Regions from separate parts of the Homo sapiens genome. Here region 1 is linked to region 2. Evidence: read pairs that join two places in POLR2A ChIA-PET (ENCODE). Cell type or tissue: GM12878. All regions are shown on one strand. Each heading gives the region's core, and the rest is flanking DNA. Links, peaks and the distances in the headings are about the cores only. Region 1 overlaps ERAP2 (endoplasmic reticulum aminopeptidase 2). Region 2 overlaps RIOK2 (RIO kinase 2).

Region 1 (5,389 bases), core at 241-5,240, 260 kb after region 2:
TTTTAGAAATAATTTTTATTTTGTTCCTATCAAAAACATTTACTTATTATTTCAAATAAGTTTGATTAGCATCATTTACACATCTTATATGCAAGAATGTATTTTTACAACAATAATTTTTCTTCAAGTTTCTGAAGATAAAACATAACCGCTTGTCTAGTCTCAATCATATGATTAATAACTAGGGAATACCTGTTTTCACTATTTGCATTTTGTCAATATATTCTTTTCTGAAAGTAAAGTTAAAGCCATACACATTCTGATTCAATTATCTTATGCCTTTAAAACTGGTGGCTGAAGTTTTAGTGACTTCACTGAATTTGTGTCAGTTTACTTATAACAATTTAGTTAAATTATTGAACTTACTTCAGTAACTTTTCCTGATGCTTGCTCGTTGACAAAGCATACAGAATTTTGTTTTGTTCAGCACTTGACATTGACAGTTCATATTGCTCTAAAAGGTAATTCCATCCTGCTGTTGTCTGAGCACCCACAGAATACACAATCTTTAAAACATCTGTTGGTATACTGTAATATCAAGCATAAAAATGAAGAAAAAGTTTTATGAAAGAAAAACTTTTTTCTTATGACAATTTTAAGTCCTATAACACAATAATCTCTGAACTGCTTTCAGTACTCAATGTATTAAATCTTTTTCTCTGCCGAACTCTTATAAAAATATTTTATGTGCTTTTACTCTGCAAATTATTTGTGTTTTATCTCCTACTGATGATAAAATGTTAGCAAGAAAATAAGCATAAAATTTTAACCTACTCTGAGGTGAAAATAGAAAGTTGATGTAATCAACAAATATAAAAGCTTTCTGAAATACAAAACTACTGGTTTATATAAATTCTATCATTTAGTGGCCACTATTGGTGCTATAAGATTTTTTTTTTAAAGATGATTACTTGATGCTTTTTTATCACCAAGTTGAAGGCATTTTTTTCTTTTCTTTTCTTTTTTTTTTTTTTTTGAGGTGGAGTCTCACTGTCGCCCAAGCTGGAGTGCAGTGGCGCGATCTGGGCTCACTGCAGGCTCCGCCCCCCGGGGTTCACACCATTCTCCTGCCTCAGCCTCCCGAGTAGCTGGGACTACAGGCGCCCGCCACCGCGCCCGGCTAATTTTTTTGTATTTTTAGTAGAGACGGGGTTACACCGTGTTAGCCAGGATGGTCTCGATTTCCTGACCTCGTGATCCGCCCGCCTCAGCCTCCCAAAGTGCTGGGATTACAGGCGTGAGCCACCGCGCCCGGCCATTTTTTTCTTTTCTTTCTTTCTTTCTTTTTTTTTTTTTTTGAGACAGGGTCTTACTCTGTTGTTCAGGTTGGAGTGCAGTGGCGTGATCATGGCTCACTGTAGCCTCAGCCTCCTGCACAATCCTCTTGCCTCAGCCTCCTGAGCAGCTGTGATTATAGGCACATAGCACCATGCCCGGCTAATTTTTAAATTTTTTTGTAGAGATGGGCTCTCACTATGTTGACAAGGCTGGTCTCAAATTCCTGGGCTCAAGTGATCTTCTTACCCCTTGGCCTTACAGGCATGAGCTACGGCACTTGGCCTAGTTGAGAGCATTTTCTGAGGCCTGTCTGGGAGTCATCTGACTCTCTAGGCCTAGAGAGTCTTAATTTGGTACAATTCATTAGTGTCTAGTTATTTTATAATTTTTTAAAACTGTTAAGATGCAGTGACATGATTTTCTGTCCTTCTACAAAAGACACCACTATTTTGATTTTTATTATCTTGAGGACATTAACCAGTTTTTATTCTAAGTGGGCATATGACTTTTTAATCCCAAATGTCAACGGATCAATAAGAACTGTTATTGATGTCTCAGAAAAAACACAACACAGAGCATTGAGGAGGGAGCCAGAAATTTGCATTTGTCACAAAGTGACCATATGGTAGAGATTGTACTAGTCTCCATACCTCTTATTTAACTGTCAAAAGCTACCCTCTGAGATAGTTATTATCCTGATTTTTTTAAGCGGAAATAAATCTCAGAAAAGTTAAGTAACTTGCACAAGATGACATAATTTGCCATTTGCAGATGGGATTTAACCCTATGATTCTAATGCTTTGGCTACTTCCTCTATACTATATGTACTTAAATACCCCAAGTGACATTTGAATAATATAATAAAGATCAAATAATTATAATACATATTGTTTTCATTTTAGTGTATTTTGCTGAACAACTTTATAACAATTGGTAACAAACACATTGTAAGCTTCTTGAAGGTAGGCCACATGGTTGTTTTGTTCACCTCTTTATCCTTAGCTCCTACAGCAATACCTGGCTGGCATAAAGGAAATGTGCAACTAGTTACATTTCAAATCCACAAATGAATGAAGTAATCAATTAATCTATGTAAAGAAATTCTTCATTAAAATTCATACTAGCAATCTTGGAGTTTAGAAAAAACCAACAATATTTAATCACATATTTTTGATTGTGAGCATAAATAAGTTTACCTAGAATATTTTCATAGGTATATTCAACATGTTGAACACTTATATCTACTGTAGGTAGGTTACTGCAGGTTAAGATTATCTTTCTTGTAACTAGCATAAAGATGAAATAATAGTATTCTATTTTGTATAGGGCAGTAGGATGTTTACATTTTAGCTTCACTCATACAACCCATTGAAACAGAAACAAAAAGAAGAGAATAATAGATTTAAAAGGTTTTTTTTTAAGTTTTTTTTTTTCTAAAACTGATTTCAGGCTTGAATCCCAACAAGGAAAAAAAGTCCAAAAAGAAGAAAACTTGAATTACTTTTTTAAAAAGAAGAATTCAAGAAAGGATTTCAAAAAGCTCACAGATTTAGTTATAGCGAGAGAAGTTATGATACCATCTTATAATAATTTGGCACAGGAAAAGTTTTTTTTTTTTTTTTGAGACAGGGCCTTTCTCTGTTGCCCAGACTGCAGTGCAGTGAAGTGATCTTGGCTCACGGCAACTTCTGCTTCCCAGGTTCAAGCAATTCTCCCACCTCAGCCTCCGAAGTAGCTGGGATTACAAGCGTGCACCACCACACTTGGCTAATTTTTGCATTTTTAGTGCAGACAGGGCTTCACTATGTTGGCCAGGCTGGTCTTGAACTCCTGACCTCAGTGATTCACCCTCCTTGGCCTCCCAAAGTGCTGGGATTATAGGCGTGGGCCACTGCATCCAGCCAGCACCGGAATAATGGACACCATTACATTTCATGGTAGAGATTGTACTAGTCTCCATACATAGCACTTACAATGTGAGAGCATGAAACAGGGTTTGTAATGCCCAGCATGTTTTTTTTTCTATCCTCACTAAAAGGTTTTAGACCTAATGTCTTGCTTGATCAAAGACTTTTACATCAAAGAGAAAAGAACAAAGGGTAGGACAGAAGTCTACATCTACTTTAATTTTCCACTGGATTCCATCCACTGGGAGAAGAGTTCAGCAGCTTTCTGGATGCAAGGAGCATGGTTCAGGTCACAGGCCAGCTTCAAGAGAGCCGAGCGGAGCATCCTGTCCCAGACTGAGCCCTTGTCACTCCAGCTTTGCCTGTCAATCACTGGCTTAAAATACTGAAGAAGGTAACGCTGCAGAAAATATGAGATGGTTAACAGAGAGGCTAAATTTAGTCCTTAACACAGTTCTTGCCCATCTAAAGGGCTCAACTCTAAACTTTCTGCATCTTTCCCAATCTTTCCCCAAACAGTGTATCTTCGTATTTCTCTTATCTTTTTCTGGCTGTTACCCACCATACTTAGGAAACAGTTTTTGCATTTAAACATGGTTTAATTTCCTATCTGAAAGGGGAATATCAATGGATATAAAATAAAATCACCTTTAGTAGAGATGTTTTGCACATGATCCTGGTATCTAGCTCTTAGGATTGGCAATGGTAAAGAACAAGGGTCATTGACCATTACATGCTATCAGTCAGTCCCCCGAGCTGCTCCAGATTTAACCTCAAGGACTTCACACAAAACAAACTGAGCCTGACTGATACTCCAGACACTGTGTATTTACTTAATACATTTTCTAAAAGCAACACAAACCTTGAGGTTTTCAGAGATATCTGAAATATTCCTTCTGTCCATCATGTGGTAAAACGATTCCAAGTAACTCAGACCTTCGAGAAGTGCGGGGCTGCTTGTTTCATGTTGGAGGTAGTAAGTCATGTCAAGAGCTTTGTCTAGGGTCAGTCTCCCTGCACTGAAGTATAAAACAAATGTCAGTGGTTTGTGCATATCTTATAGTTTTTAATATTTTTAACATTAAAACAAATATGAAATAGAGAACAATAACAGAAGTAGGTCATTATAGCTGGGCCATTCAGTTTAAATCTTAGCTCTGCCACTGACTAGCTGAGTAATCTTGGACAAATTACCAAACCTCTCTGGACCTATTGCCTTCTTTATACAATGGGGATAATAATACTATCTTCCTCATAGGCTTGTTGTGAGGATTAATGACCTAATATTTTAAAAAGCATTTAGAATAATGTCTACCACATAGCAAAAGGTTAATAAATGAAATAAATATTAGCCAATATTAACATTTAGTACCAAATAATATCAAACTTTTTACACATGATTTCATTCTCTAATTGCTTCATGTGTGGGTTTGACTTGTTTCTCCAAGTACATTGGGAACTTTGAGGACAGGTGCCATGTCTTGTTTTTCTTTGATGTTTGTCCTTAATCCTATCAGAGAAGCGGTAATCATTGTGAATAGGACAAAACAAGTATTTTCATCTTTTAGATTCTAAAGTTACATGCCTTCTCTACGTTTTCTTCTAGTGAGAAGAATAAATAACAGGTTTATTATTCTAAGTACAAAATGCTGGGGCATCTTCTGTAGAGGAAACGAACGATTATAACCTCACTATTGGAAAGTGCTCCTCAGGTGTGTTTCTGGGAGGCTATGTTGCACACAGAGTCTATAAGCCATTCTTGTGAACACCCAACTCCCAGAATAACACAATCGTGTGATGTGGAAACTGATTCCAGAACAAAGGGTGTCTCCTCTGGGCTTATCATTAACATAGTGCTCTACCTCTTCTGGGCTTATACATGTTTTAAATTCCTGTCTAAAAAGAGGGAACAGAGACCAGAAGGAAATGAAAAAGAACCAACTTTTGTTGTCCCTTTAATCTTCTCAATCACGATGACTTGCTGCTTTAAAACAGACTTATGGAAATTTTTTTCAAAAATTTCACCTGAAGACGGAAGGCTGGACCATATACTCCATGATTCTGTGGTCTGCCATATATATATATTTTTTTTTTTTGAGACAGAGTTTTGCTCTTGTCACCCAGGCTGGAGTACAATGGCATAATCTCAGCTCACTGCAACCTCTGCCTCCTGGGTTCAAGCAATTCTCCTGCCTCAGCCTCCT
Region 2 (5,389 bases), core at 214-5,213:
CAAATTTTCTTAGCCATGGAACCCTTTGTTCAAACAGACTTTTAGATGGAAGACCAATTGTTAAAACAGGTAAAAGTAGGGAGTGTAGTGGGGAACTCTAGAACCACTTTTGTCTTTCCCTTTTTCTTGCTGTTCCATGATTGCCTCCAAGAGAGATTCACCAAGTATAACTCAGTAATCTCGATGATCTGAATAAAAGTTGTGGTTTTGGACTGGACTCAGTTGTCAAACCAGTGATAATTACCTCTTGTCACTTTTAGCTTTATTTATTAGAAAAAAAATCACATAAAACTTTATCTCTGACACAGTGCAGAATCATGATATACTGCGATAATCATATTCTTCACATTACTTATTTAAACCAAGCCAGCCAAGTCATGAAACAGGACCTTATCCTTTATTTGCTTGAGGTTTATGATTCAATTGAGTGTAACTAAGGATTTTTTTTTCTTTCTGTTCCAAGCTTTATGAGAAACTTTTTTCCTAAACTAACAACTAGTATCACTTATATAATAGAGTATATTAATTCTTCCAGAGATTGAGCTTGAAGTAGTTTTGTTAAGTGAAGCGTCTCTTCATCCTGGTTTCCAGTAGAAAATGTCTATACTTATGCTACAGAAAGAAATGTCATTTGAAAATAAATTTTTAAAACGTTTTCAACAAAATAATACTAAAAGATTAATGCCTGGCACTGGGGTGGTCAGTACTCTTTGGATGATGACTAATCATGATTTTTATTAATAAGGAGTAACATAGTCACACAGTAAAGGAACATCTAGGAGCCTCCAGAGTGTGACAGATTATGACATTCTAGGTTTAGGCTGCATCGTTCTATGGAGAGACATTGTGATTTAATTTCAATTTTTATGAACCAGTTCTGGGGCCAAGGAGCTGTGCTAATTGCTAGAGATTGAGATATAAATAACCCCTATATATGCTTTAGAAAATGTTACTGTCTCGTAGGGAGATGTAAACATATATAAAATAGTCTTTTTAAAATGTATTAGTATTTTTCCCAGAGTACCCTGTGAGCAAAGAGGAGAGGCATTATCTTCCTATTTCCAAACTTCATCTTTCTCAAAGAGAGTCAATTGCACATTATCCTGTCCTTAATTCTCCCTTGTCTGGAAATCTTCTAGAGAATTGAATCCATTTTTGCTGCTTTGTGGTGGCCCAAAAAGGCAGCCTGATATTCAGATATTGTTCTACTTTTGGTCCAGATTAACATGTCCTCAGATTATTTTTATAGGCTGTAGCATTATTTATCCCTTTGGGTGTTATTGCAAATCGGCTAATGGATAACAAAGATACATAAACATAATTCAGTAGTCTCCAAACTTAACTGTTTAATATTAATATCTTTTTATCGTCAGATCTTTCAGTTGGCTAGGGGTTCTAGTGAGTGTTGCTGATAAGAAGCATAGCCAGACTCAGGACGAACAGAATAAGTGGAAACCTATCCCCAAACCATAGGCCCATTATCTTATTTCCTGGGGTTCACATTCATCTTTCCCTAGTGTATCTAACTATATACCAGTAACTATGACAAAACCTTGACTTTCCTAACCGTAGGAACTGCATGGCATTGACAGCTTATATCCTTGAGATTTCCTTGGATTTTAGTTTTTCAAACACACTGGTTAACTCATTTGTATCTTTTTTCTTTTGTGTAACATCTTTTATCTCCTTGTGTAAGGAGGAGCAATACCATTAACCAATAAGTATATTGTCATTGGCTAATAAGGAAAAAGAGGAGCAATAAAGACTATATCATAAATGATTCTTGCTTTTGCAGGTATTTTGACAGAGATGTTAAATGCATTAAAGATTTCTTTATGAAACGTTTCAGCTACGAAAGTGAGCTTTTTCCAACTTTTAAGGATATCAGGTTTGTACTCCCCATTGCTTTACATAATAGAACAGTTTAAATATCTGGTCTGTGTATTTCTAAAAATTAACATTTTCATCTAAAAAACTTTCCAAATTTTGACACGTAATCACTGTTAGATGTCATTGCTCTGTAGTACATAACTGAAACTTAAAAACTTGAAAATACCTGCATTTGGTCCATTAAGGCACTGTTACTGAATTTTAGGAAGCGGACATATCTAGATTCTTATAAATTCAAGAACTTTTATTCTATTTTGGATGCTATTTGAGTAACTCATTCATAAGGAATAACACCAAACATTCATTGAAATTTGTGTTTTTCCTTTATCAAGGACCAGGAGGTATCTTTAATTGATTCTCAAAACATAACTATCATGTGCATTCTCAAAGCTCAGTTTTCTCATATTTATTTTATACACTTAAGATATTTTCTGATCTGGGATGAGTCACATAATCTGAAGGAAATCCTTAGCCCCCTTTGAAAGTTAATTTACAAAGTTAATAAACATAAGCTGAGGTTTTTATAACCTTTTTATTTATATTGTTGCTTTTCAGTTATTTTATTCTTAAAATGACAGCCAGCATATACCTTTCATATTTGTTTACCTGTGTCATTTAAATATTACATTTTAGGGAAGGAAAATTTATTTTTAACATATAAGCTATTAAACTCACTTGAATCATAATTTATCAGAGTAGTAGATATTTGCTCCTCTTAGATAAACATTTTTTCTCTCTTTCTATGCTTGACGCCTTTTTTTTCTAGGAGAGAAGACACTCTTGATGTGGAGGTTTCTGCCAGTGGCTACACAAAGGAAATGCAGGCAGATGATGAACTGCTTCATCCATTAGGTCCAGATGATAAAAATATTGAAACAAAAGAGGGATCTGAATTCTCATTTTCAGATGGAGAAGTGGCAGAAAAAGCAGAGGTTTACGGGTCAGAAAATGAAAGTGAACGGAACTGTCTAGAAGAATCAGAGGGCTGCTATTGCAGATCATCTGGAGACCCTGAACAAATAAAGGAAGACAGTTTATCAGAAGAGAGTGCTGATGCACGGAGTTTTGAAATGACTGAATTCAATCAAGCTTTAGAAGAAATAAAAGGGCAGGTTGTTGAAAACAACTCTGTAACTGAATTTTCTGAGGAGAAAAACAGAACTGAAAATTACAACAGGCAAGATGGTCAGAGAGTTCAAGGAGGAGTCCCTGCTGGCTCTGACGAGTATGAAGATGAATGCCCTCATCTAATTGCCTTGTCGTCATTAAATAGAGAATTCAGGCCTTTCAGGTATAGACTTCTGTCGATTGCTTTTTAACTTTAGTCTTGAGACTGATACTTTGTTAGATTCTAGTAAAAGAATGTTTTTTTCAAATGATGTGACAAAATTGTATTCTGCCACCTTGATGTATAAAATGAAAGCCAAATAATTTTTTGTTGTTAAAAACTCAAAATAGCTTCCTTTTCAATTGACCTGATTCTAGGCAGCCTATTGACTAAATTTCAAGTAATTCTGCCTTAAAATACAAACTGATGGCTGGGCACAGTGGCTCGCTCATGCCTGTAATCTCAGCACTTCTGGGAGGCCAAGGCAGGCAAATCACCTGAGGTCAGGAGTTTGAGACCAGCCAGGCCAACATGGCAAAACCCTGTCTCTACTAAAAATATAAAAATTAACCGGGCATGGTGGCCTGTGCTTGTAATCCCAGCTACTTGGGAGACTGAGGCAGGAGAATCACTTGAACCTGGGAGGCAGAGGTTGCAGTAAGCCAAAGATCGTACCACTGCACTCCAGCCTGGGTGACGAGCAAAAAACTCCGTCTCAAAAATATATATATATATACAAACTGATGATTTTAAAATTATTGCAGGTCTCTGGATACATTGATCAGGTTTTAGATGGATGAGTTATTCCTCATATATTTTCCTAATTACACATCTGATGTGTGTTTGAGTTATGTAAAGGCATGTAAATATTAAAACATGCAATAAATGTACTTTCTATATGAAACATCTGCAGTGAATTTTCTCTAGTACCTTGAGCCTTCTATCCTTTGTTCATGTGTAGTTAAAATTATCTAATGATATTATGTTTTCTTTTAATAATTTTTTTTTGTAAATATTAATCAGGCTCAGCTTAGATTAGGAAAAGTTCTAAAACTTAATTTTTGGATTTGGGATTGCTTATTCAGAATCAAATTGTAGTTAAATGAAATATTGGTTTTATTTATTTCAAAATAGTAATATGACAATTAAAATTAGTTCAGCAATACATTTATTAAACATTTTTCAGTACATGTTTGGGCTTATATCTTAAGCCTACCTTTATCTTTAAAGTTTTATTCCTGAAGCAAAACATGAGAATTTTGTTCCTTTTTCATATAGCTGTGTATCTGTGTCACAGGGCTACTGCCATTTAAATAATAAACTTGGAAAATTAAATCAGAAGCTTAAAAGGAAAAGAGGGGTGACAGAGGCTCAGGATTTTGAGTAAGTGATTGTATTAGACTGGATTCTTCAAAGAAACAGAATAAATAGGAGATTTATTTTAAGGAATTAGCCCATGGGGTTATGGAGGCTGAGAAGTCCCAGGATCTGTAGTCAACAAGCTAGAGACCAAGGAGAGCCCATGGTACAGTTCCAGTCCAAATCCAAAGAGCTAAGAACCAGAAGAGACAATAGCATAAGTTCCAGTCCACATCCAAAGAAAGGAGAGGACCCATGTCCCAGTTCAAAGACAGTTCTCTCTTACTTTGCCTTTTTGTTCTCATCAGGCCTTCAATGGATTGGATGAGGTCCACCCACACTGGGGAGGGCAATCTGCTATACTCAGTTTATTGATTCAGAAACGCCCTCAAAGACACACCCAAGTTAATGTTTAACCAAATATATGGCACCCTGAGGCCCAGTCAAGTTAACATATAAAATTAACCATCACAGTGATAGAAGAAAATCTATATAGGATTAAATGGTCTTTTAAACTCAGAATGGGAACAATAATTTTGTTCCCACTCTGGATACATGCTGGGCAAAACTTCCATTCAAAGTAAAAGCAGAACAGCAGATGTTGCTGAAAAATATTAACTGTTAGGAGTTAATATCGTCCGAGTTTTTATACATTGCATATATTGAAACTTTGAGCCATGTGAAAAACATTAGTCTCTAGGTTGCAGATTTTCCTACCCTAGTGGAGCTGACTATAATGAGTACTGTCTGTTTCCATTATATCTTCTGTTTGTGAAGGTGGAAAGAGTCTCAAAAATTTAGATAGGGAGAGACAGATTTATATAGTTCAGTGAAAGAAGAGGAGAGGATTATTAGAAAAGGGAAGATGAATTGTGGGGAGGTGATAAATTTCAATGGCTTAAGCATTCTACTGTTTTTAAATTTTGATAGTGACTAACAAAATGCTGGAAAATGAAAATTGTTAATGTATAGAACTTAACAGTAGGTAGTTTTATCTTCACAGAAATTTTAAAATATAATGATCTTTCTGAA

The links. Peaks named below come from ENCODE experiments on the same cell type or tissue, not always from the same donor. Only the 100,000 strongest peaks of a DNase experiment are listed, where the experiment ranks them.
Region 1: POLR2A ChIA-PET joins it to region 2 with 7 read pairs; 3 of 35 experiments call an interaction of 5 or more read pairs at or near these places.

What each region holds. Positions count from the first base shown.
Region 1 is chr5:96,907,776-96,913,164 of GRCh38, reverse strand. ERAP2 (endoplasmic reticulum aminopeptidase 2) reads right to left here. Exons shown (of 19, transcript NM_022350.5): 14 at 4,048-4,204; 15 at 3,401-3,585; 16 at 367-528. It also overlaps a transcript of ERAP1 not described here. Among named protein-coding and RNA genes, the nearest start is that of LNPEP, 26 kb to the left of the region's middle. In GM12878, for the core only: no CTCF peak of the experiment used is centred there; no DNase peak of the experiment used is centred there.
Region 2 is chr5:97,165,259-97,170,647 of GRCh38, reverse strand. RIOK2 (RIO kinase 2) reads left to right here. Exons shown (of 10, transcript NM_018343.3): 7 at 1,796-1,888; 8 at 2,657-3,181. Among named protein-coding and RNA genes, the nearest start is that of RIOK2, 15 kb to the left of the region's middle. In GM12878, for the core only: no CTCF peak of the experiment used is centred there; a DNase peak (open chromatin) is centred at 3,027; H3K4me3 peaks cover 1,008 bases; H3K27ac peaks cover 1,068 bases.